Linked DNA regions of Mus musculus: region 2 is linked to region 1. Evidence: chromatin loops called from intact Hi-C (ENCODE). Cell type or tissue: left cerebral cortex. All regions are shown on one strand. Each heading gives the region's core, and the rest is flanking DNA. Links, peaks and the distances in the headings are about the cores only.

Evidence for each region. Peaks named below come from ENCODE experiments on the same cell type or tissue, not always from the same donor. Only the 100,000 strongest peaks of a DNase experiment are listed, where the experiment ranks them.
Region 2: a loop joins it to region 1, with 2.3 times the contacts of the local background. A loop is called at or near these places in 14 of 42 quality-filtered maps.

The regions. Positions count from the first base shown.
Region 1 is chr11:106,915,579-106,928,281 of GRCm38, forward strand. It overlaps Smurf2 (SMAD specific E3 ubiquitin protein ligase 2), which reads right to left and starts at 5,137. Exons shown (of 19, transcript NM_025481.3): 1 at 4,603-5,137. The coding sequence starts at 4,654. In left cerebral cortex, for the core only: a CTCF peak has its summit at 5,403; DNase peaks (open chromatin) are centred at 3,701, 4,284, 4,514 and 5,276; H3K4me3 peaks cover 2,681 bases; H3K27ac peaks cover 1,984 bases.
Region 2 is chr11:106,843,735-106,856,437 of GRCm38, forward strand. It overlaps Smurf2 (SMAD specific E3 ubiquitin protein ligase 2), which reads right to left. Exons shown (of 19, transcript NM_025481.3): 7 at 12,447-12,530; 8 at 8,713-8,915; 9 at 6,014-6,098; 10 at 2,249-2,407. Among named protein-coding and RNA genes, the nearest start is that of Cep95, 61 kb to the left of the region's middle. In left cerebral cortex, for the core only: a CTCF peak has its summit at 7,873; a DNase peak (open chromatin) is centred at 7,904.

The DNA.
Region 1 (12,703 bases), core at 1,685-9,684:
TATTTGGCTTACACTTCCACACCATAGTCCATCAGTAAAAGAAGTCAAGACAAACTCAAACATGGCAGGGATCTGGAGAAAGGAGCTGATCGGGGGTAGGGGGCATTTGGGTTTGATGCTTACTAGCCTGCTTTTCATAGCCTGCTCAGCCAGCTTATAGAATCCAGGACCAGCTCAGGGATGGCACCACCCACAACAGGCTAGGCCCTCCCCATCAATCACTAAGAAAATGCCCTACAGGTTTGCCTATAGCCTGATCTCATGGAGGAGTTTTCTCAATTGAGGTTCCCTCCTCTCTGATAACTCTAGTTTGAGTCAAGTTAACATAAAACTAGCAAGCACACGTTATTATAAAAATAGATCAATATGAAAAGGGCAGAAGCTATGATTTAAAACCCATACCTCAAGAAAACCAAACTACTGCCTATCTGAAGAAACCTAGAATGCAACAAGAGAGCACTTAAAAGATGGGGGCTATGCCATTTTAGTTTCCTCCTCAGAAGCCAGTGAAATGAATTAGTTATATTCAATAGCAAAGACCTCAAGAAGTCACTATGGTCACTGGCATTATTCATGCTTAGAAACCTAAAAGATGCAACAAAGCTTAAAATTTTCAAGTCTTGAGTTAAATAAAGCACTCAGTAAAATTATATTTACAATACAAGTATATTTAAAGTGAGGTTTTAAAATTAATTTTCCTTATAGGTCAACTTAACTTCTCTACTGCTAAGGATTTTTAAAATTAATGAGAAACAGCATACAAAAACACTACATTTACAACAAGGTCTAAAATAAAAGTTCTGGATAAGTAATCTGTTATTTTAGAAACTACACTAAACTGTATTTTCCAGAATTTGATTTTCAAAAACAGTAAGGGTATAAAAATTTATCTAATTTTTTTACTATAACCAAATATATAGAATATTTTCAACTAAAATCCTTTCTTAATGTTGTAGGAAAGCCTATATTATATATCACACTATAAATTACACATATATAACCAAGCCATTCCTACTCTAAACACACAAACTAAAATTAATAGCGCTCCCAGATAGCCCATTTTAATGACCAAATGTTAATGTGTCATAAAAGCTAAAAGAAGTAACTTGATAGCACATACCATATATTCACCAATGGTTTAAGGAATCTCATTTGAAAATAAATTCGTCTCAACTTCTTCAACAATATCACAATTTACTAATGGGTGGATTTTAGTAATAGTCTATGGAACATATCCATAGTGAGCAGAGATGGGGGGGGGGGGGGAGCTGAGACAGGGACAGGCAGAGACTGGCTATGAAAAGAATTGTTAGCACCTTTCAGCAATGGGCGATTCTCCATTAAGGATATAATTAACTGCAGTTCATAAAGTACTGTGGAATCAAAGGTATTCCATAAATGTAAATTTTTAAATGGCTTTAACTTAAAGTAAAAAGCAGTAATCTTAAAACATCTTATAGCCCAAGTGTATTATAAACCAAATAAAAGTTCACTGTGGGATTTCTTTTCTTTAAGTTTTTTTCCTCGATTAGGGAGTCCAGATCCAAATGAACTGTTAAACACTTAATCTAAAGGTATGCCAAACATTTCTTAAGGTCTTAACAAAGAATCAACTTTTTTTTAAAAAACAGAAAGAGTCCTAGGTTAAATATTTTATTTGGCTTCTCAAGATGGACTGAGAAGTTGGGCACCAGCTCCAGACTAAGTCCTGGACGCACATCAAACACAGCCCTGTCATTTATCCAGTCAGTCAAAACAATCTTTTCCATCTAACCCTTTTATGTTTGTGTCCTAAAAAGCTGCTAATTGAATCCAGCTCTTAAGATCTATTTGTTAAAATTTATACTATTTAATTTGTAAATGACGAACAAAAATGAAAAAATGTAAGTTAACGCTCCCTGCAAAACAGGAGATTCCATCATATGCAATCAAAGAGACAATGGTTTTAGTGTTTGTCAGACTTTGCGAAAACTATTCACAGGCAAATTCCCAATAGTTTTAGGAAACTGAGAGTAGTTCAAACTGTTTTTACAATTAAGAGGAGAGGACAGATATTTAAAATTCTTCAGAAAAAGCTAAGTGTACAAAATCACTCTATAAATTTAGTCTAATGTATTTTCTTGCTCAGAAACTTAGTGTGATCTTTTTCCTCTCAAACTTCACTGAGGGGACGTTTCCATAGTGCGGTGGTTATAATGTTTACCTCACAAATGTCACTCATAAATCTGTATAAACTCTCATATGCAGGAAAAAAATGACAGATAAATATAAGAGCTACTCAATCACACTAACCAACCCTCAGAACACTGAGCTGGCTGAGGGGGGAGGGTATTTCCTCTCCAGCCTGATGACCTGAGTTGGACTGGGAAGACTCGTAAGATAGAAAAGGAGATCTCACCTTGTCCTATCCAGCACACACGTTCCATGGCCATCACACACACACACACACACACACACACACACACACAGTACATAAATGTACTCTCAGTTCATTTTCAGTACATCTTAGTTCATTTGAACTACTCTGTTTCTTAAAACTATTGGGAAATTTGCCTGTGAATAGTTTTCGCAAAGTCTGACAAATACTAAAACCTCAGAACTCATTTTTTAATAATTTATTTTTATTTTATGTGCATTGGTGTGAGTGTGTCAGATCCCTTGGGACTGGAGTTACAGACAGTTGTGAACTGGAATTTGGGTGCTGGGAATTGAATCTGGGTCCTTTGGAAGAACAGAGGGTGCTCTTTACTAAGCCATCTCTCCAGCCCACCTCAGAACTCATTTTATCCAAAGAAAACCCAAACCCCTCTTTTCTCTCCCATACACATATATGTGTGTATGTGTATATATATGTATATGTATATATGTGTGTGTGTGTGTGTGTGTGTGTATATATATATATATATATCCCAGAAGGAAATAAATAACATCCATTTCTGATGGCTTTTGCACACCTACACTCACAATTTCTTTCTGTAATTATTGACAAAGGCGTGCCTAATAAGAACATTAATATATAAACTAGAGCACCAAGGATCCTTTATAATTGTATTCCGCTGACTTCCCCCCGCCCAAATGAACACAATAAAGATGAAAATCAAAGCACCCCCCCCACCCAGTGTTAATAATACCTTGTAATTTTCCCTAGGGAAAAAAAGGCTTCCAGGTCAATACTATGTATATTTTTTAATTACTGGAGATAGAGGTGGTATGTGTACCTAAGTGCAGGTGCTTGTGGGAGGCCAGATGCATCAGATCCCCTGGAGCTAGAGTTACAGGTGATAGTGAGCCGAGGACCTGGGTTGGGGTGTTGCGACTAGAACTCAGGTCCTCTTAGAGAACAGGATACATTTAACTACTGTGCCATCTCTTCAGCCTCAAAAGTAAAGTATTTTACTCTGTAGCCAACATACATTCCAACTAAGTTCTCAAATACCAAATTCACTTCAAGCTACCTAGAAAGTACAGCCGATGGACTGCCGGTTAACACACAAACATTCAACTACAAAGTTCACCCACAGAAATCTCAAAGTTTAGTGTGGGCAAACATAATTACAGCTTATCCTTCGCTGGCGCAAATGCATATGAACCAACTACAAAATGCCGTCTTCTTCACCACACATCTGAATATAAATGTGGACAATTTACTTGCTGTGAATGACGTGACTAGCTAGCAGAGGGACAATAGTTTCAATTACACGCTTTAAACCAAACGCAATTTTTCCTTAAAAGGAGGGGGACGTTGACCACGGAAGAATATCAGAAGTGGCATCGTAAGCAAATTATACCTGTAATATGTTAACAACTCCCTGCAGCTGGGAACATTAAACAGTCTTTCCCAAATCCCTCTGAGCATTCCTTTCCATTTAGAAAGAGGGTGAGAAGTGTGGAGAGGACTAGTGAAAGTTAGCTTAAAAGTTCGTATGCGTCCAGACTGAGAAACACATTGCAAAGCAAGGGATTCTAAACCAGGTCTGGAGTTAAGACATGAGCAACTAGTTCTGCGGCCTACAAGGAACAACCCCAAACATGCTACCCTACAATCAAACAACTTCCAAAACACAGAGTGTACAATGAGCCGGGAGTCGTGGGATCAGGCAGACACGCCGGAAAAGCCAACCACAGTCTCGGTCCCTCCCTCCCAGAGACGTGCGTTTAAGGTGTGTGGCACTGGCCACAGAGGTTGGCAGCACTGGAGAGTAAAGGTTTCACTGCCGGGCATAGGTAGGTGTCCAAGTTAACAACCCGGGAACACAAGCACTCTCCCGTTAAGCACTCACTCCATGTTTAAGGAGTGTTTACCGCGCGCAGTCAGCAACTGGATTCAGTAATCCCTTTCCCGACCCCACCTGGGCAGGAGCCCAGGGGCTGCTCCTGTGACCCCAGGAAACGAGACTTCAGGACCTCAAATCCGCCCTCCACGGGAGACCCACGGGCCACACACTGGGCGTTCTGAAGAATTTCCCAACCCCAGCTAAGTGGTTCTCCAATGACTCCCTAAACTAGGCCTTCCCACGCCCGGATTCCCGTCCAACGCCACCACCGACCGCGACCCCGGCCCTCTGCTTGCCCACAGGCGCCACAGCCGCCCGCCCAGCTCACCTGTCAGGCGCAGCTTGACGGGCCCGTTCCTCCGGCCTCCGGGGTTAGACATGTCCCCAGCGGCGGGGGAGGTGGCGGCGGCGGCGGCGGCGGCGCTCGCGGCCGGCGGGCCGGCGGGCGGGCGGGCGGACTGGGCTGGGCTGGGCCGACGGCGAGGCGCAGAGGAGTCACCACAGCGGCCGGGGCCGGGGTCCGAACAGCCCGCGCCGCGGCCGCCAGGGCCGGAGGGTCCCGGATGTGCCGAGCGCCGTCGCCATGAGCCGCGGAGGGAGCGGGACGCAGAGCTCCCCCCTCCTCCCACTTCTGCTTCCTCGGCCCGGGCCACACAACAAAGCGGCAGCCGCGGCCGGCCGCGCCGCCTCCGCCCCGCGCCCCCGCCGCCTCTTGTCCTCGCGGTCCGCCTCGGTCTCCCCTTCTCGGTGCCGCGAGGCCTGGGAGCGGACGGTGCGAAGTCTGCTGAGGCGGGCGGGTGCTCGGCCGCTTCCTCCTCCGCCCGCCCTCTTGTCTGAGAGAACCCGGTCCTGGGGCCGCAGCCGCTGCCGCCGCCGCCGCCGCCGCCACTCGTCGGCTCCTGGGGGCGGGGAGGAGACGGGGGCGGGGCCGGCGGGCGGGGCGGGGTTGCGGTGGGCGGGGCCGGCGAGGGGGCGGGCTTGTGGGCGAGGTCTCCTGCGCCTGGGGCGCCAGAGGAAGGCCTGGCTCCGCGCGAGCTGCGGGCAGCGCGTGCGCCACGGCCCAGACTGGGCCCCGAACTACACCGCCCGGCGGCGCCGGCTCGATGGCACCAGAGGGGCCTACTGACCAGCTAGCTCACTGAAAGATCGCCTGTGTCCCTACAGGGCAGAATGCCCGAGTAATACTCCCACTGCGCGCTCTGAGAGGCTGGCGAGAGTAAAGTTAGACCCAAGTCCGAAGAATTAATTCGCCAAGATGCTATTCCCACATCGAACGCTCCAGCAAATTCCCAGGAGTGCTTAGCTCTGAGTATTGTAATTGCCACCTCCACAGGCTCACCTGGTGCTCCATATCCGGTTACCTACCTGCTCGATTCTTCCCCCAACCCTGCCCAGGACAAGCATAGGGAGATAATACAAATGCGGCCAAAGACTGTGAACAAGATAGGTGGATATAGTGTGGAAAGCTCACGCAGTACTGTATTTTGCTGTCCCAGGAGGAAAAAAGAAAATGAATAGGACTGTAACTCTGACGCGGTGACTTACAACTAATAAGAACTTATTCTGGACAAATAAATAATGCAGGTTGTTTTGGGATTTTGTTTTGCAAGGTTGGGGTGAGAGTGCAGCCTAATAGTGAATTGTATTACATCAACTGCAACACATTTTTATGCAGCCATCTAAATGGCAATTGTGGTAGCCATGTAACATGTCAGACTTTATATGTAATGCAGGGTTTAAATGGAGAATACAAGTTTTATGTGCACGCAAGAGTAATAATGCAAACTAAGGATAAGAGTGTGGATTTGTGCCGGGCAGTGGTGGCGCATGCCTTGGGAGGCAGAGGCAGGTGGATTTCTGAGTTCGAGGCCAGCCTGGTCTACAAAGTGAGTTCCAGGACAGCCAGCGCTACACGGAGAAACCCTGTCTCAAAAAACCAAAAAAAAAAAAAAAAAAGAGTGTGGATTTATATCCATGTTAGCTTTGCTTTAAAGCTGTTATAACATTAATGCCGTTTAAACTGTTCATTGAAGCCTAATACATTTTAATCCTAAAACATTGCAAATGGTGACTTAAAATCTACCAGTTAAGACACTTCATTCTCCAGGTGAAATCCAAGAGCGTTTCATCGGTCTAAAAACACTCCTACGGATTAAAGTGATCCCAAAATCATAAGTTCTAGCAGTAAGACTTAAAATACAAGGGACAGCTCTAAAAATTCAATCAAGAAATACTAAGTGCTTATTATTCACAAAGCAATGAACAGGGCCCTTAAACACTTCTTTGTGCAATGTAAGATCTGAAGGCTCAGGAAATAATTCCCACAAAAGTTACTGTGGCGATAGAACAATTGCTACATCACTGTTTCAAACGCTAGGCTGAGACAATAAACTGAGCAGGCTGATGTATGCACTCTTCCTTTCCCTGGTTCTTATGGCCCACACTTTGTTCCCAACCACCCACTAGCATAATTTGTAGCTTTGTATTGGGAAATGGAAGTTAAGATTTCAGAAAATGGTCGGAAGCCTAGCAGGGGGTGGGAGGGTGGAAGACTGTTGTGAGTTTTAAGCAATACCTTCACATATGTGGCGGCTCAGGGAAATGGGCATAGGTTCAGACAATTCCGTTTAGACTTCCCTAAGAATAATGCTTTTAAACCATTCAGTCAGGGCTGAAGAGATGGTTTGTTGCTCTTGCAGATAATCTGGGTTCATCCCAGCACCCACAAGCTAGCTCACAACCATCTATAACCCCAGTTCCAAGGGATATGATGCTCTTTTCTAACTTCCATGGGCACCAAGCATGCATGCGATACACACAGATACATTCAGGAGAAGCATTCATACACACAAATAAGTCTTTTAAAAAGCTCAAAATATAAATAATAAGCAAAACCATTCAATATGTTGATAACCTCTGTGTAATGTTAGAAGTCAAATCCAGTGTCTTACACATGATAGGCAAGCATACTACCACTGAGCAACATCTATAATAACACTGTATTTGTTATTTTAGCTTTTATTTTACAGACAGGGACTCACTGTGTAAGCCTTGCTGGCCTGTAACTTACTATGTAGACCAGACTGGCTGGAAATGGACAGAGATCCATCCAAACCTACCACCACGCCCTTTATTATACTGGTAGTAATCTTTTTAAAGCTGGGTACGTGGATGTTTGTTTTATTGTTGTTTTCCTTAACACATTAAATCTTTAATATTGACTTTAATTAATAAATAAAATAAAGATTTTAGAAGACAAAAAAATAATAAAATCAAAAGGACTAATGTTAATAGGAAAGCCACTTCCAATAAATCTCTTGACAAAAAAGCCTCACCAGTGTAGGCCCAAAACAGAGCTCTCTGAGCCAGAAACCTTCAAGTAAAAAGGAGTTTTTATGCACATTCCCCCTTGGCTATTTCGTTAGTACACATTATATAGAAACTATGCAGTGGACTATCATCTGATACCTAGAAATTGGTAAGGAAAAAGATGAAAAGTAGGGATATTAATTATATGTGTTTAGATGTAAAAACTTTCAGGAAAAGAAAACAGCATTGAACAGAAAGAAATGGCCATTCTCTCCACAGCAAAATATTCCTATGAGAATTCATTCATCCAGCTAATGGTTTCTTAACTCCTTCTATGTAGTGGATGCAGTAATAGGCTTGGACTGAGATTTTTAAAAAATAATAATATTTAAAGATCAGTCTAGTGGCAGAAAACTATTAGAATAAGGAGAAGAAGAAGTCTGGAGATAAGGCTCAGTGGCTAGAGTGGTTGTCTCAAATTCTCAAATATACAAAGACCTGGGTTCAACCCTCAGCTTGCAAAAAGCCAATATAGCACAGGACATCATTGATTATATAGTGAATTCAAGGTCAACCTGGGCTACATAAGATTAATAATAATAGGGGGCTAGAGAGATGGCTCAGTGGTTAAGAGCACCGATTGCTCTTCCAGAAGTCCTGAGTTCAGTTCCCAGCAACCACATGGTGGACTCACAGCCATCTGTAATGGGATCCGATGCCCTCTTCTGGTGTGTCTGAAGACAGCTACACTACAGTGTAATAAATATAATAATATAATAAATAAATCTTTTTTAAAAGATTATTAATAATAATAATACAAGAAGGAGGGGAGGGAGGCAGAGAGGACTTGCTAACTTTGATTGCCAAAGCCCTTCCCTGGTCCACTGAATCAGAATTTCCTGCAGTCAAGGTGAAGGCGGTTTAAAAGCTCTATGGGCACTCAGATCCAAACCACCAAGGTTAGAAACCACCAGCCCGTTGGTCTGGAACTTGAGTGTGCATCAGGGTTACCCGGAGAACTTGCTAAACACTGGTGGCTGCATCCCACACCTGGGGGTGGGGCCGATGGGGGTCCATCTAGAGTGGCACTCTGGCATTTACTCTTATTCATTTGTCCATTGTCAGTGTGTATGGGGGCAGCAGAAGTGTATGTGTGAGAGAAATGATAACTTAGTACAATTGGTTCTCTTTGCACATCAAGCTGAATTCATCTGGCTTGCAAGGCAAATGCTTTTATCTCCTGAGCCTCTTTCCAGGGACCCCATTATCTCCTCCCTTCCCCCACCCCCTTCCCTGCCCCCTTGCTAGAGAAGGAACCTAGGGCCCTATGCCTACTAGGCAGGCACTCTACTGCTGGATTTATCCAGCCCCCTGCTTTGGAATTTCATTGCAATAGACTTTACTCTGTAGTTCACTCTGCTAGGAACTTGCTAGCAGCCCAGGCAGACCTCAAACTCACAGCAATCCTCCTGCTCCAGACTTTAGATTGCTGGGTCACCTGGCCCAGGTAACACAGTTGCCCAGGTGATGCAGGTCTGCTCAACAGAGCACTGTGCTGTGAGAGCACCTGTCCCATCTAAATTACACTGCTAAGAGATGCTTGAGTCTCATTAGATTCAATTTCAGCATCAGATGTACCTCATGCTTCATCTCAGCAACAATTTAGACATAGTTTTGAGGGCAAACAAAGGAAAAATATCAATCGTTAAGCAAATCATCCTTTGCTTTCTCCCTGAAGTCGGAACCCATTTCCAGGGCAAATTGTATCAGCACACACCTTTGACACGTGTGGGAATTGCAGAAAGTTTTTCAAAGCCATTTTGTCCCCTTGTGACTTCTAATTTGCTCTCGGTAGGATTGTACTGTGAACCTTTTATAGAATCAGCGTCTTAAGCATTTGTCTCAAGTATACTAACACCACCAATTTTATATCAATAAAATCAATCTTTGGTCAGAGGCTAAAGCACCTAGCACATCAGTGTGAGGACCAGAATTTTAATTAATTCCCAGAACCCAGAACATAAAAGCCAAGAGGGTATGTATGGTGCTCACCTAGAATCCCAGTGCCCAGGTGTCAGAGACAAGGCATCCATCCCTAGGGCAAGCTGGCTAGCTAGACTACCCAAATCTACAAGCTCTGGGTTCATCAAGAAACCCTGCCTCAAAAAGATACCCAACATCCATTTCTGGCTTCCATAAGCACATGAATGCACACACATGTACTATCACATATATCCACGTGTACGTACACCACAAATATACGCATGCAAAAAACAAAATCTTTTCCCAGAAGTGTCACTTAACAGAACACTCCAATAAAGAAGCTGTGACTTGATGGGAAAGCTGAGCAGCAGATTATAGCTCTTGTGTCCAAGCTCTAGGACCAGAGTTTGAACCCTGGGCCCCAAACGACAGAAAGAAGAACAGAAAGTTTCCTCTGGCATGCACAAACCCACACATATATACACCCACACAAATGAATAAATGGAAGTTTTAAAGATGAAGATATGATAACAGCATGTGCTAAAGAGCATTTTTAACCAAAAGATTCATTGGATGTTTTTCTAATCACTTAGCATGGTATCCTTTCTAATGATAGCCTAGACCAGTGACGAAAATCTACACACAGTTATAAGAACATTTAAAATCCTTTGTTTAAAACATGTTTCTGTTTTCCTGGGCTCACGTTGAATTTAATATGACTTTGCAAGAAAATGCTTACCATCTGGATTTGGTGTTTCTTCTGTTCCTTCCAGCCTTTAATATATTTCCACATGGAGGTATTGTCTCCACCACTAAAACAAAACAAAACAAAACAAAAACCAAAAAACACCAAGTCTGAAGTAAGGTTGTGTGAATAATGGCGCTATTATGCAGAGCTATTTTTATAGTGCGAATTTCTAATTTCATACAGCATCTGTGTCACGGGGGTAAAAAAAAAAAAAAGCAGGCATCAGGTAGTCAGCGATAAAAGCTTTAAAAATTAGCTCTCTTCATTTTTTAAATTTTATGGATTCAACTTAACATTAGGTTGTCACTGGACAGGATAGTACCCGCCTAATATTCCAGCTATGAGACTAAAGTAGAGAATTACCTCAATTTCAAGGCCAACCTGGGCTATTAGTGAATCCCAGGCTAGTCTAACTCCTTCCAGTTTGCTCTGCGCTGGTAAAACAGCCCCTGGGAAGTTATCGTGTAAACGTGAGCCTCCCTCTCCCATCATTGTACACTGAGCTTTGCTTCGGCCTTTGGGATCATAGGAGTACTCATGGCTAGTCCTGTTGCAACAGGGTCTATGGTTAAGCCACATTCTGAACTCTTTTATGGCCTCTTCTTCCAGCAGATCTGGTCTCCAAGATGGAAACTGAAGTCCCATCTCCTTTTAAATGTCTCTCCAGATCTGTGTATCCCCAACCCCACCCCACCCCACCCTCATCCCCTGCCAATCATTTGTTTCTTACCTCTAACTTGATATACTAATTGACAGTCCCTAAACAATCCCTCTGAGAAAATCGACCCTGCTGATGGCTGGAGGATAGTGCCTTGGGCTCCACTCCAGAGATCCTAATTCAGCCACTGGGTTCAACGCCATGAATTTGCATTTTTTTTTCAGTGCTACTGGAGCAGAGAACACACTGTGAGAATCGTCCCAGGTAGCCATGTTTACAGCAAGTGAGTGTGGCATCAGCCGCTTTGGAAGTGGCATATAAGAAGCCAGTCTGGTTTTCTGCCCTTGGAATGTGAGATGGGGACTCTGGCCTCTGGCTGACTGAGCTAGCTGTGAAGAGCTGAGTTGAGAGATCTTAGGGTTGGCAGCTGATGAAGCCAATTGTAAAACCATAGGCCTTTCAAATAGATAAGAGGAGATAGGTCAGGCTGGCAGACAGGGAGGAGCTCTCAGACTTCTAAATTCTCATGAAGGAGATGGAGAGGGTGATAGCTTCCCTGCCAATACTTTTAACCAGGTACGTGCTTATTTTCATCCCCCAAATATCTGTCCTGGTTAGTTGGTTTTTTTGTTTGGTTGTTTTTTGGGGGACTTGTTTTATTGGGAGGGGGGAGTATTGCTGGTTTGTTGTTGTTTTGGGCTTTTGTTTTGTTTTGTTTTGTTTTGTTTTTTGTTTTTTTTCAGCTTGACACAACATAGAGCCACCTGGCAAGGGAGAATGGCAACTAAAGAACTGCCTTGGTCAGACGGCCCGTAGAAAAGTCTGTAAGTCATTGTCTTGGTTAATGATTCATGGGAGCCAGTTCAGACCACTGTGGGCGGCACCATCCCTATGCAGGTAGACCTAGGCTATATAAGAAAACTAGCTAAGGGGTTGTTTGGAGAGATGGCTCAGTAGTGAGGTGGTCTTGCAGAGAACCTGGGTTTAGTTCCTAACACGCACATGGTGGCTCGTAACTGCATTTAACTCCAGTAAATTCAATGCCTACTTCTGACTTCTGATGCATGTCTCACACACACACACACACACACACACACACACACACACACACACACACACACACAGAATAAATACTTTAAAGATTTCTGAAATGGCAAATGTCACTTGTGTTGTGTGCATTTTGGACTATGCAGATCAAGGGGGTAATAACCAAATACCCATGGATTTCCAACAAGTTCATCACCCACTAAATTCTGCCCAACATCAGATTTTGCCCATAGAACCCTGTAGAAGACCTTACCTGATTCAGCCACTCTTAGAAGACCTTACCTGATTCAGCCACTCTCTACAGCTGGTTTAACTCAGCTCTAACAATCTCACCATAGAACAGGGAAAAAAAAATCACTTGGCCTTAAATTGACTGTCATACCCTCTGCCTAAGTGTTAAAACTGAGCAGATCTTGTATTTCAAAGTAGTCTCCAAAAGACAAGTGAGCTAAACAACCCCCTACTATGGGTAGAACTGTGTTCCCAGAAATGATGTGTCAAAGTCCCAACCCCAGCATTCCTGTGACTATGACCTTAGGATCTTGGCAAGCACAACTAAGTTAAGGTGAGGTCACCAGGATGGGTCCTGTTTCAATGTGAGCGGCGGTTTCCTTGTTTGTTTTCAAGTGGTACCTCTTTAAAAAGATGAAAATGCTAGAAACGCACTGGGAGACTTATGTGGTT
Region 2 (12,703 bases), core at 2,885-10,884, 71 kb before region 1:
CCAGACTGGGAACTCAGTGATACCCTGACTCAAAATAACACACACAAGAAGCTCACCACAATAGGAGGAAAAGAAAATCAAAGAATCCAGCACTTGGGCTGGAGAGATGGCTCAGTGGTTAAGAGCACTGGCTGCTCTTCCAGAGGTCTTGAGTTCAATTCCCAGCAACTCATGGTGGCTCACAACCATCTGTAATGAGGTCCAATGTATTCTTCTGGTATGTCTGAAGACAGCTACAGTGTACTCATATAAATACAAATAAATAAATCTTTAAAAAAGAGAAAAAAGGATCCAGCACTTGAGAAGCCCAGGCAGGAAAACAACAAAGGCAACCTGGATAAGACCAGTTGCAACAGGCTTATGCAACAAAGCTAAACCTACCTCCAAATAAATATCACGACAAAATGCAAATTAAAATACCATCAGCCAGGTGGTGGTGGCGCACGCCTTTAATCCCAGCACTCGGGAGGCAGAGACAGGTGGATTTCTGAGTTCGAGGCCAGCCTGGTCTACAGAGTGAGTTCCAGGACAGCCAGGGCTACACAGAAAAACCCTGTCTCGAAAAACCAAAAAACCAAAAAAAAAAAAAAAAGAAGACGAACCAAGTGTTAGGCCCATGACTTTACTGGGGTATCCCATAAGGAAATCAAGGCCAGGGAGGGTGAACAGATGGGTAAATAAAGTCAGTACTAACAAGGGTTTACCAGTGCTCATAGAGTTAGTAAAAGATTGATCTGAACTTACTACCCACGAAAAATAAAAATATTTTAATACATTCATTTATTTATTTAGGGCACAGCTATACCATCATGTTCACAGGGGCTACACAGAGAAACCCTGTCTCGAAAAACAAACAAACAAACAAACAAGGTCTATTAACATAATGACTCTGACAAGGTAATCATAAATATTAAAAGTGCTAGACATAGTGGCGCACGCCTTTGATCCCAGGACTAGGGAGACAGAGAATGGTGGACCTCTGAGTTCAAAGTCAGCCTGGTCTACGTGGTGAGTTCTAGAATGGCCAGATCAAGAAGAGCCTGTTGGGGGAGGGTGGTGGAAAGAGACAACCTCCCCACCCCCAATTTTTTTCAAAGCAGCAACAAAGACACATATTAAATGGGTTCTTTTGTATTATTCTAAACAAGTAGTAGCCAGTTCTCATTTAATTTATCCTATTGAATCTACCCCTAAAAAAATTAATGAAGCAAGAATATTTCCCAAAATCATCCCTGACCTCTATTAGTTTTATTCTATTCTAACATTTAGCACAATATTTATTGCACACATTAATGAATGAAGAAAGCAGAGCAGGTAGTATTTATTTAGAGATTCTAAATTGAGTTACTCTGTGGATACAACTTTGTTCTCAGGATTCAAAGAAGCCACGGTCTGTTGTTCTACCACTACCCAAGTATCTTTCCCAAAACTGGTGACAAAGACACACTGCTGCTTTCCTGATGATGACGCTCCCTTTCCTCCCTTGTTTCCTCAGAAGACAATGCCAGTAAGTAATGAGGTTGGGAGAAAATGGGCAACTAGAGAGAAATCAAAGTAAAAGATGCAAATGTGGTACAAAAACCATGCAGTACAGACATGATCAGAAACCAAAGCACTGATAGGTCTGAATCTAGGAGCACTTCAAGTTGGGAAAATTATAGAGAGTCAACCTCTGCTTGTTCCCTCATCTGGAGAAATATTTACCAGGAAGAAACTTAATACATGCAAGAACAACACTTTACACACAGAAAGTGCTACTGAGATTTCTGTCAGTCACTGTTATCAGCTGTATGAAATAGGATGGCAACACAGAAGTAGCCTGCTCAGTCTCAGCTTCTGGTCAAGCTACAGCCTCTGTAAACAGCCTTCTTGCCTGAGCACTTCTCATGCATACTTCTTCTAACATTTCAGTACTGGTTCCTGTTTGAGCACAGTGAAAGTAAGATATGCACTACGTCAGAATAAAATATCCCATTTTCTTTCATATACTCTGATCAGTAAAAGTAAATTATAGCTAGGCATGGTAGCTCATGTCTACAATCCAAACACTGAAGAAGCAGTGGCAGGAAGAACTGTCAGGCCACACCAGTAATTCAAAGCCAACCTGGACTATCCCCTTGAGAACTCATCATAAATATAAATCAATATTGTAAATTTAAGAGATTGCATATTCTTTCACATTATAAAAAGCACATATATATCCTCTTGTTTAGAACAATATTTTCACATGTACTGCTTCAAAACTTACTTTAAAACTAAATGCAAGTTAGCAGAGAGCCGGGGATCTGTAAATTGTGTTGTTCTGTTGTTATGGTCAACGAAATAAACTCTTCCTGTTGCGGTATTGCGGATCTCCCATCCAGGAGGCAAAGGACCGAGCTCTTCACAATTGATGTTGCTAAGATCCCTGCAAAACAAATATACAACAGAAATACCTCATTACTGGGCTTGCTGAGCCAAGCAGCGTATGTGACACAGAGCAATTCCATGAAGTCTGAGAGAATGTATTGTTTCAGAAACTTGAGATGCTCAGCTGGAATCTTTAATTCCCAACGGTTTCACAAACTTGCACATTCAACACCCAATTCCTAAATGGATCAAAACTTATCACACAGTCTGGCAATCATACTACTTGCCAACATAAACTACACTTCAATATTTGTTTGACAGAAAGTATTGTTTTACAAGCGTCAACCATATAAAAAATTTCTATTCAATATTTTCTTTCTTTATTATATCATAAAGTTGGGTGTAAACAAATGTGCATGCAATGAGTGATTGTACTGTTCTTCAACAAGCAAAACTGGAAACATTACTAAAATCCTGATCCTGGAAATAATCATAACATTTCTTTTTTAACAAAATATGTTGTTTTAAAGTTTTGAAGTCTATAAATTTCATGAAGAAAAACCTGGTAAGGATACTTAAGAAGAATGTTTTAAGGTTTATTGTAGCAACAAAGAAAAGATCAAGTACTTTTAGCAGACAAGGACCACTGTATCACACACCATAAGGATATATAGGACCACACAGAACGCAGCTGAATGCTCTGAGGTGGCTGGTGGGGTTGGGGTGCCTAGAAGCATAGAAGATCTTGGCCCTCCCTAACCTTGTTCTATGTGTACTGCTCCCTTCCGGCTGTTTATGAACCAGCAACAGCAGTGTAGATTTTCATCCTGTCCTGCTAGAGCAAAACTTCTACAGAAGGAGACCATCCCAGAGTGTCCAAGTTACTGGAGGCTGCAGGCGAAGATGAACAGTGTCCACTGAGGCATTACCAGCTCTTAGAGATTTCTTCAAATAATGATTCTGATTTCTGCTTAAAATGATCCTGGCCACTCCTTTGCTGCAGAACAACTAAAGCTTGAGAACCACTACAGAAGAGGCAAAGCAAAGTTCTGAGAACCTTCAGTTCACAATAACAACGAAGAACTGACTTGGTTCTGTTCAACAGAGAACGGACTCCCCGATGGGGTGCGCTCAAGTGGGACTTGAGTGGCAGCTGGGAAGAGGGAGATCAGCACCAAGATTGGGGAAAAAGTCCTGGAACTTCTCAAGCCGAGAGCTCAAAAAGGTGAAGCAATTCTAGAAAAACTTTCCAAATTCCCATCATAGGACCAGAGAATGCCAACTAATAAGGATCAAGTAACACATGAGGCATGGTGGCATATAACATAATCCCAGCACTCAGAGGCTGAGGACATAGGTAGAGTGCAAGCTCAAGCCCAGCCTGGGCTACAGACCAAGATTGTGTCATCTAAAAAACAAAACACACACACACATATGCATGTACACACAGACACACACACACACACACACACACATGCATGTACACACACATACACACACACACACATGCATGTACACACACACACCTTTAAACCCAGCAGAAGCAGGTGAATTTCTGTGTGTTCTATATCAGCCAGAGCTACATAATGAACCTACCTCAAAATCAAACAACACAACACAACACAACACACCAAACTCAAGTAAGAACCTCACACAACCTAAGGTCAATGAAGACTTGAGAAGTGACCACATTGTGACAGCGAGTATAAACAGTAAGCCACTGAATTAGAGCTCTAACTAAAAAGACCATAAAGAGAATACAGGGTGTGATGTATAAGATGTGTAACAAGGGCTGGAGAGATGGCACAGTGGTTTAGGACACTGGCTCCCCCAATGAACCTGCGTTTGATGCCCAGCACTACATGGTAGGTGCTCACAACCATCTGTAATATCAGTCCTGGGGGTTCAATGCCCTCTCCTGGGCACTAGAAATGCCATGTGGTACACAGATATACATGCAGGGAAAAAATTCATATACACAAAATGAATAAAAATTTAAAAACAAACTATGTGGTATAAAAATGATGTAAGAACAACAGGAGATAAAAGCTAAACAATAAAGTGCATGCTTTGCATATACAAGCCCTGCGTTTGAACTCTACCACTGCAGATTTAAAGAAACATAAAAGAGGCATACAATTGCAAAGATGAGTTATCAAGGAAAAATTATTTAAAAGGAACAGGTGGCTTTTCTTTTTTTTTCTTTTCTTTTCTTTCCGTTTTTTCTTTTTCTTTCCTTTTTGAGACAGGGTTTCTCTGTATAGCCCTGGCTGTCCTGGAACTCACTCTGTAGACCAGGCTGCCCTTGAACTCAGAGATCCACCACAGACAAGCTCTTTAAAGAAGCCCACTGTACTTCTTTACTGGTGTCTTTAAAGAGACTCAGCAGACTTATTTAGGCTTTTTAATGCCTGATTTGAACAAATAAAAAGGAATAAATATAACCTCCCATAAAAGAGACACATTTGCTAAATGATGCTCCAAAACAAAAGACAAAATACAACTTTTAAAGATAATTGAGGCATATAGACAAAGAAAACTAATACAGGGCATTGTTAATTTAAAGACTTATTCAAATATAGATGTCATTACTCCACATAAAACTTGTACTGCTATGCGACAGAGTATCAAAGCAACCCCAGTCCAGTCAGTCCCATCTGTTTTTGATTCAACTACACAGAAGAGGTCTGGATATGAGCTTTGGAAGATCCTTTGCTCTCCCTGCTTCCCCACAAATGGTTTGCCTTGTTTTTTGGATATGACTGGTATATCATATATAAAACCTCCTCATTACATAAATGTGCTTGTACACCACAGAGTCAATTCCAATTAAAATTCTAGCTTCAGGCTAGACTACTTGGTACTTAGTATATATGGCAAAGATGAGTTATCAAGGAAAATTTATTTAAAAGGAACAGGACTAGAAACTAGAAAATAACTCAAAACAGCTAATGTCTGAAAACTTCATTATTTGCAACATAAAGGTACTCAAAATTCTAATAGCTCACTGGACAGTGTGGGCACTCCGGAGGCTGAGGAGGAATCACTTTAGTAGAGGAGATCATGACTATCATAAGGAAAACCAAGGACCACATCTCAGAACAAACAGCAGCTAAGGTGGTAAATGGCAGTGACATATGCACCATCCTTCCTTCCTCTCCTTCCCTTTCTCAGCCTGTTAAGCGCTAGCACTGCACTGTGTGCGATGGTGTGCAGCTTCTACTGCTTCCCCCCACCCCACCCCCACTGCTCTTTTTCTTTTCTTTTCTTTTCTTTTCTTTTCGGTTTTGGTTTTTCGAGACAGGGTTTCTCCGTGTAGCCCTGGCTGTCCTAGAACTCACTTTGTAGACCAGGCTAGCCTTGAACTCAGAAATCTGCCTGCCTCTGCCCCCTGAGTGCTGGGATTAAAGGTGTGCGCCACCACGCCCGGCAAGTTAATTTTTAAGTGAGAAAATCCTGGGTGGAATGGACAGTCATGGTTGGTGTGAAGAGTACTTAAGGGCCAAGAACAGTAGCTCACACCTTTAACCCCAGCACTCAGAAGGTGGATCTTTATGAGTTTGAGGGCAGTGTGGACTACATAACAAGTCCAGGCCAGTCAGAACTATATAGTAAGACCTAGTCTCAAAAAGTAAAACCAATAATATTTAAGATATGTTCTTACCTAGGCACTCGTGGATCATGCCATGTGCTCACACCAGTCTGAGTATGTAAGAAATATACCTGACCCTGCTGCGTTGTCCTTTGTTCTGTAAAATAAAGAAGACATACTCAGTTTTTCATATTCAATCAAACACTATTACACTGGGTAATACTCTAATAGGATAAAAATCTCCCAATCTCAGTTTATTTTCTTACCCCCCCCCCCCAAAAAAAAGGCTTCAGAAATTATATATTCAGACAGGTATGATAAATCCCAATACTCAGAAGACAGAGGCAAGCCGATCTCTGAGTTTTCTGAGTTTTGAGGCAAGCCTGGTTTACATAGTGAGTTCTAAGCCAATCAGGGCTACTTAGTGAGACCTGTCTCAAAATAAATCATTTGTTCATTCTCTGGAAACAACTTTATAAATGGTGATGAGGTACAGCCATTATCCCAAAAGCGAGAAGACAACTCAGAGGAAGAGGCTAGCCACTTTAAAAATTGCTTTAACAGAGCTTTTTAAAAATTTTAAAACACTTTTAGACTAATGATTTTTTTTTATGATGGCAATTTTATACGCAAATTTGTGATTTCTCTTTTGTTAACAAAGATATTTCAAGATTCTTCCTGGACTGCAAGCAAGGTGTCACAAACCTGCAATCTCAGCATGCAGGAGGCAGAGGCAGTGACAACAAGTCCAAGTCTACCCTGGGCTACCTATGAAAACTCCAGGCCATCTAGGGTATAAAATAGAGACTCTAAAGTCAACAAAACACAGCACATAGTCATAAAACTCATTTTAAAAGCACAATGGAAATCCGTGCACTGTGGGGAGAAAAAAGTATATGAGCTCCAAGCCTGGAAGGTGTAGAGAAGCCATGGGAAGACAGTAAGGAGCTTCTTCAACTGTTACGTTTCAGTTGTTGTCTTCTGCATGGAAACTCATTTTAACAAAATACAGTGGAAATGCCAATGTATGAGATAATAAAGCACACTGTGTCTAAGAAGGAAGTCTGCAAGGAAGTCAATGAACAACTCCCACCTAAGTACAGCTTTGAGGACCAGAAGAAACTCACTGACTAATTTGCCTGCCTTCAATCCCAAACACTAAGAAAAAACCCAAAACTGACAACAGCTACAATAATTTCAGCCTTGGTAACTACTTTATTTTACTTATTTTATTTTATTATTCCATTTTATTCTTACAAAAGAATATCTGAACTCAAATCACATACACTGTAAAAATAAAGTTCACCTTTACTCCAAATAACCTGGCTGATAAACTCCATAAGAATTATCTCCAAAATATAAATGTAACAACAGATATATTTTCCTAACTTGCTTTTTTTTTTAAAGATTTATTTATTTATTATATGTAAGTACACTGTAGCTGTCTTCAGACGCACCAGAAGAAGGCATCAGATCTCTGTTACAGGTGGTTGTGAGCCACCATGTGGTTGCTGGGATTTGAACTTCAGACCTTTGGAAGAGCAGTCGGGTGCTCTTACCCCCTGAGCCATCTCACCAGCCCCCCCTAACTTGCTTTTTATGTCAAACATAGACACTTCATTCACTGGAGATTCTGTCATTTCTTGCAACAAACCAACATGGTTACTATTACTCCTCTCATTTTACTGAAGAAACCTAGGCTCTCAGGGTTAAATAATACGATTGGTATCAGGCAAAGCCAGGTCTGTTTCCCATGCTGGAACCACTCATTGCAACGCAAGTCAAATGATAGGATATAGGAGTGAGATGAGACTTTTTTCAGAATAAGATGCTAAAATTTATTTTAAAATAAAACTATAATTATTTGTTTGTAAAATAGTTTTTATATAAATTCTACAGTAAAAATAAATTACTTAGAAAATGTAATTCCCAATTTTGGTCATTAGGCGTCACTATCACAACATCTATAGTATTAGGCAGAAAAGGAAGTCAGTATCTGTCTCCAAAGTCTCACTAGAAGTCTAAAGTAAAGATGAGCCTGTACAATAGCATTGCTATATCTTTGCATAGTGTCTGCTTGCAAAGTAGTCTCATTTCATTTCATAAGCTTCCTATAATAACCAAGTGATTCACATCCATCACATTTTATTATAAAGGAACATACAAGCTAAGGTTCATAAGTGATTATGGCCAAACTGTTACACAGACTTCTAATCATTACAGACTTTTTAAAATTGGAGATTTACTTTCACAGAGAATTCCTAATCCCTGATTAGCACCCCTCTACTGTCTAGTGTAGTATGTCTCTCCTATGACCATTCCACAGATGAACACAGGCCTTGATGGTGTTAGCATCCTCAGGCCTAATTAACTTTCAGACGTTATCATTTTAAAGCACAGTGTGGTGGTATACACTTATAACCCCAGTATGTGATGAGTGGGCAGAGAAAGGAACTCAGGAGTTCAAGGGCTGTCTGCCTACACTGTAAGTCTGGGCTGTATGAGACCCCATCTCAAAACAGACAACAATAACAATTTTTTTAAAAGTTAGTTCTCTGGCTGAGTGGTAGTGGAGGCTCACACCTTTAATCCCAGCACTCAGAAGGCAGCAACAGGTAGATCTCTGAGTTGGAGGTCAACCTGGTCTACAGAGAGAGCTCCAGGAGAGCCAAGGTGACACAGAGAAACCCTGTCTCAAATAAACAAACCCAAACAGTTAGGTCTCTGATGTTCTTAAAGCAAGGTGAGTGTTCCCTTTGCTGTTACCGTACCATAGCCTTCCGGTAGGTCTGGAGGAGTGTGTAAGTGTGTCCTGCTCATGTAATTTCTATGTCGCTGGGACCTGACTCTTCTCTCTGCTAGTCTGGGGTCTGAAGAATGTCCACACGTTGCACCATTTGTTCCAGTAATTGGAGTATTCTCATCCACAAAGCAGCTGAGGGGTCTGCCAGGACTAGAATATTCTGACGCCGGTCTATTGGAAAGTGACAAGGGAAAAATGTTACCAATTTAGACATCAAAACCAGAGTCTCTAGACAACATGTACACTATGGTGAGAATATAGTAAATCAGGCAAGAAAATGAGATGAATAAAGGAGACACAATTTCAATTAAGTTTTTTAAATATCCATACATACTTGTATATGTGCTACTTGGTCACTAAGCAGAAGGAGTTAGACCTGATTTCCATCATTTTCCCTCTCACAGGGTTTCTGACAGGTAAGTGTTCCTCTACACATTTAATTTGCCCAAGTCATGTGACCTTTAGTCCTTGGAAACAGCACCTCTTTCTAGGTATGGCTCTTTGTCACTCAAAACACAGTTTATGCTTAAACATCAGCTCCTGAGTACACAACTCACCCTACAATTTGATAGCAAACAGTTCCCAACTTTATAATGGAATAACTTAGAAGTTTTGTTGGTTTTGTTTTTGGGGAAAAGACCTCACTCTGTACATCAGGCTGGCTGTGATTCATAGCAATCCATTTGCCTCAGCCTCCTGAGAGCCAGGACTGCAGGCATGAGCCACCACGTGGATCCAGCTCTCAACTTGTCATTTCTTGACCTTTTAATAGTCAGAAGCCATAGCAGCTAGTCAAAAGTGCACTTTAAATGCTTACCTTTTTTAGGGTTAGTGAGTGATATACATGGTATAGAGATCTTCAAACTATTAGGTAACAGCCGCAAGCTACAACTCCCAGTCAACTACCATGAGGAGGGTAAGTAATGGCTACTCTTATAGCATACCTCATTGTTAAGCTACATGTAATAAAATATGCATACTGGACATAACTTTTTCAGTTTTAACTTCATTGGACAGAATCCTAATCATTAAGTCAATTAGTTATGTCTGGTATTTATTTATTCATTTATTTATACCTGTGTGGTTTTTTTGTTTTGTTTTGTTTTGTTTTTTTTCCCGAGACAGGGTTTCTCTGTATAGCCTTGGCTGTCCTGGAACTCACTCTGTAGACCAGGCTGGCCTCGAACTCAGAAATCCGCCTGCCTCTGCCTCCAGAGTGCTGGGATTAAAGGCGTGCGCCACCATGTCCAGCTATACCTGTGTTTTTGTTCATTGTTCTCTACAATATTCCTGGAAGGAAGGACATTTAGGTGGCTCATTCTCTATTATAAATAGCTATGTCACTCCGTTACTCACATGTAAGGAATAAAAGTACCTTAAATGTTATCAAATACGGAAGCTAATCTGTCTCATCAAGGAATTTTTATTTTATAAAGTAACCTTCAAAAACAACAGGTAATGGAGTTCATTTTCACTGGTTTTGTTCCTGCTTTGTTAGCACTAGGTAGGAAACCTAGGGCATCACTGGGGCTAGGAAAGTTCTCTACCACTGAGCTGTATTTCCAACCCAAAAACTCATTTTCTTTCTTTCCTTGAGGCAGGGTCTCACATCATAGCAATTCTCCTGCTCAGCCTCCTGGGCAGTGAGATTAGACATGTAAGCCATCACATCTAAATTAAAAGCTCTTTTTTAAGAGGTATTCTTTTTTAAGTGGGTATTCTGTCAGCATGCCTGTATCATGTAAGTGCTCAGTGCCCTTGCCAGAAGAAGACATCAGATTTTCTGAGACTGGAAACACAGACAATCAGGAGCCACCATGTAGGTGGCTGGGAATCACATCTGAGTCCTCTGCTAGAGCAGCCAGTGCTTTTACCTATCAAAGCATCTCTCCAGACCCAGAAACTCATTTTCAAACTAACATGTGTTAAGGGGGAAAAACGCTTTACATACACGTGGAAATTAAAGATGAATTAGAAGAAAGCAGGCTTCACTTAAACACTGCTATGAGTATAAATTCATATGTGCTACTAGAATAAAAATAGGTTCTTCAGCTTAACTGATACCCTAGGCAGCTTGTATCAGAAATAAATGTAACTTTGAACTAAGCATTTTAAAAAAAATAATAAGATAGTTCATGACACCTCAGCCTAAACAAAGAACTTGAGGCAACTAACAAATGCCAATAGCAGGAGAAACAGTCTTCCCTAGGGAAGAACACATCAGCTGTTATCTATTACCCATTAGTCAGTCCTAAAAACATACACACAATTGACTGAGTGGGTCGTATTTTTCTATTTAGAAATATATATGCATAGATATATAGACAGACAGACAGACAGATAGATAGCAACATTTTTTAAGGTGATAAATTTGAAAGAAGGGTAGCACATGGAAGGGTTTGGAGGAAAGAAAGGGAAGTGGGAAATTGTAAGTAATAGCTTAAAAGTTTTAAAATGGCAAGGCTTTAATCAGACATTCATAATGTACTAAGCTGGGTGTGGCAGCATGCACTTGGGAGGATGAAACAGTGGGGATCTTGAGTTTAAGGGTAGGCTGGACTATATTCCGTTCTAGGCTAGCATGAGCCAGCGAGCAAGACAACAGCAGAGAGAAGGGAGGAAGGGATGGAGGGAGGAAGGGACAGAGGGAGGGAGGAAGGGACAGAGGGAGGGAGGAAGGGACAGAGGGAGGGAGGAAGAGAAAAGCGAGCAAGCTTGATTTCAGTAGTTAAACAATCCTCAATAAGCAAAAGCAGATACAGCTAGTGAAAACCATTTAATAATTTATTCTGAGTGCCAGGCCTGTGTGGGAATCACCAGGGAAACCAATAAAACACTAGCAGAGATGGCATTACAGCTTTATCCTTACTGTAACAGGAGTACCGAGGAGGTAGAGCCCTCCCTCACCTTCCTCATTTTCAGCTGCTTGAAAAGCACTCCTTTTCAGTTCTTAAGCACTGCTTTGCACCCTGATGTCTCTACACAGGAAGTACCACAAAGACGGGGGGGGGGGGGGGGGGGGGGGGCGCCTCTATCTATCTACCTACCACCTGCCAAGATCTACTTCTACTTCTACTTCTGATTTTCCCTTGCAAGGCCACCATCTCCTCAGTATTCACTCAGAAACTCCCCTTCCATACGGGTTTTCTTGGTCATATACATTACTTAGCCATGATCTAATTGTATCCCTATGGAGATCTTAAATAAATAGTTCATAACAGCCATCAATACTCAAATACAAACTAATAACACCAAGAAACAAAATAACTAGGTAACCTAGTCATGCATTTGGTTACTGAGCACCACTGTGAAAAGGCTTTGTTGACCACTACTGCTTTTTAAAAAGTAATAGTAGTCAGGCATGGTAGCACATTCCTTTAATCCCACCACTGGGGAGGCAGAAACAGATGGATCTCTGTGAGTTTGAGGCCAGCTTGCTCTATACATATGATTCCAGGACAACCAGGGCTATCTATGTAAAGAGACACTGTCTCAAAAACTAAAACAAGTCATTGTACTTCAAATATAATTATTGTAATTACATTATAAAATAGAATTTAAATATAAATATTTTAAAAATAATAATACCACTCACTCTAAGACCTAATGGTTTAAACCAGTATAAAGCATGGGGAAATCAGATAACAGAGAGAAATCCAGGAAAGGTTAGCACAGACCATAGAAATACTTGTATGATTTTACCGTGTTGGGCGTTCCCACTGTGTAGTTCTTGTGATGTGGTTTAGATACTGGATTCTTCCCGAGGCAGTCCGCCTTTCTTCCCAACTGCAATTAAAGCATTGAGAAATAGGGCATTAATTAATTAATTAATGGTGTCAGCCGGAAGTGAGGCTTGGAATGTTCTCCCTGCAACCACTAAGTCAGACAGACTTTTTCTATCACAAATCATAGACGACAATCTAGGAAATCAATTCATAAAGAGCCTGCTATTTTTTTTC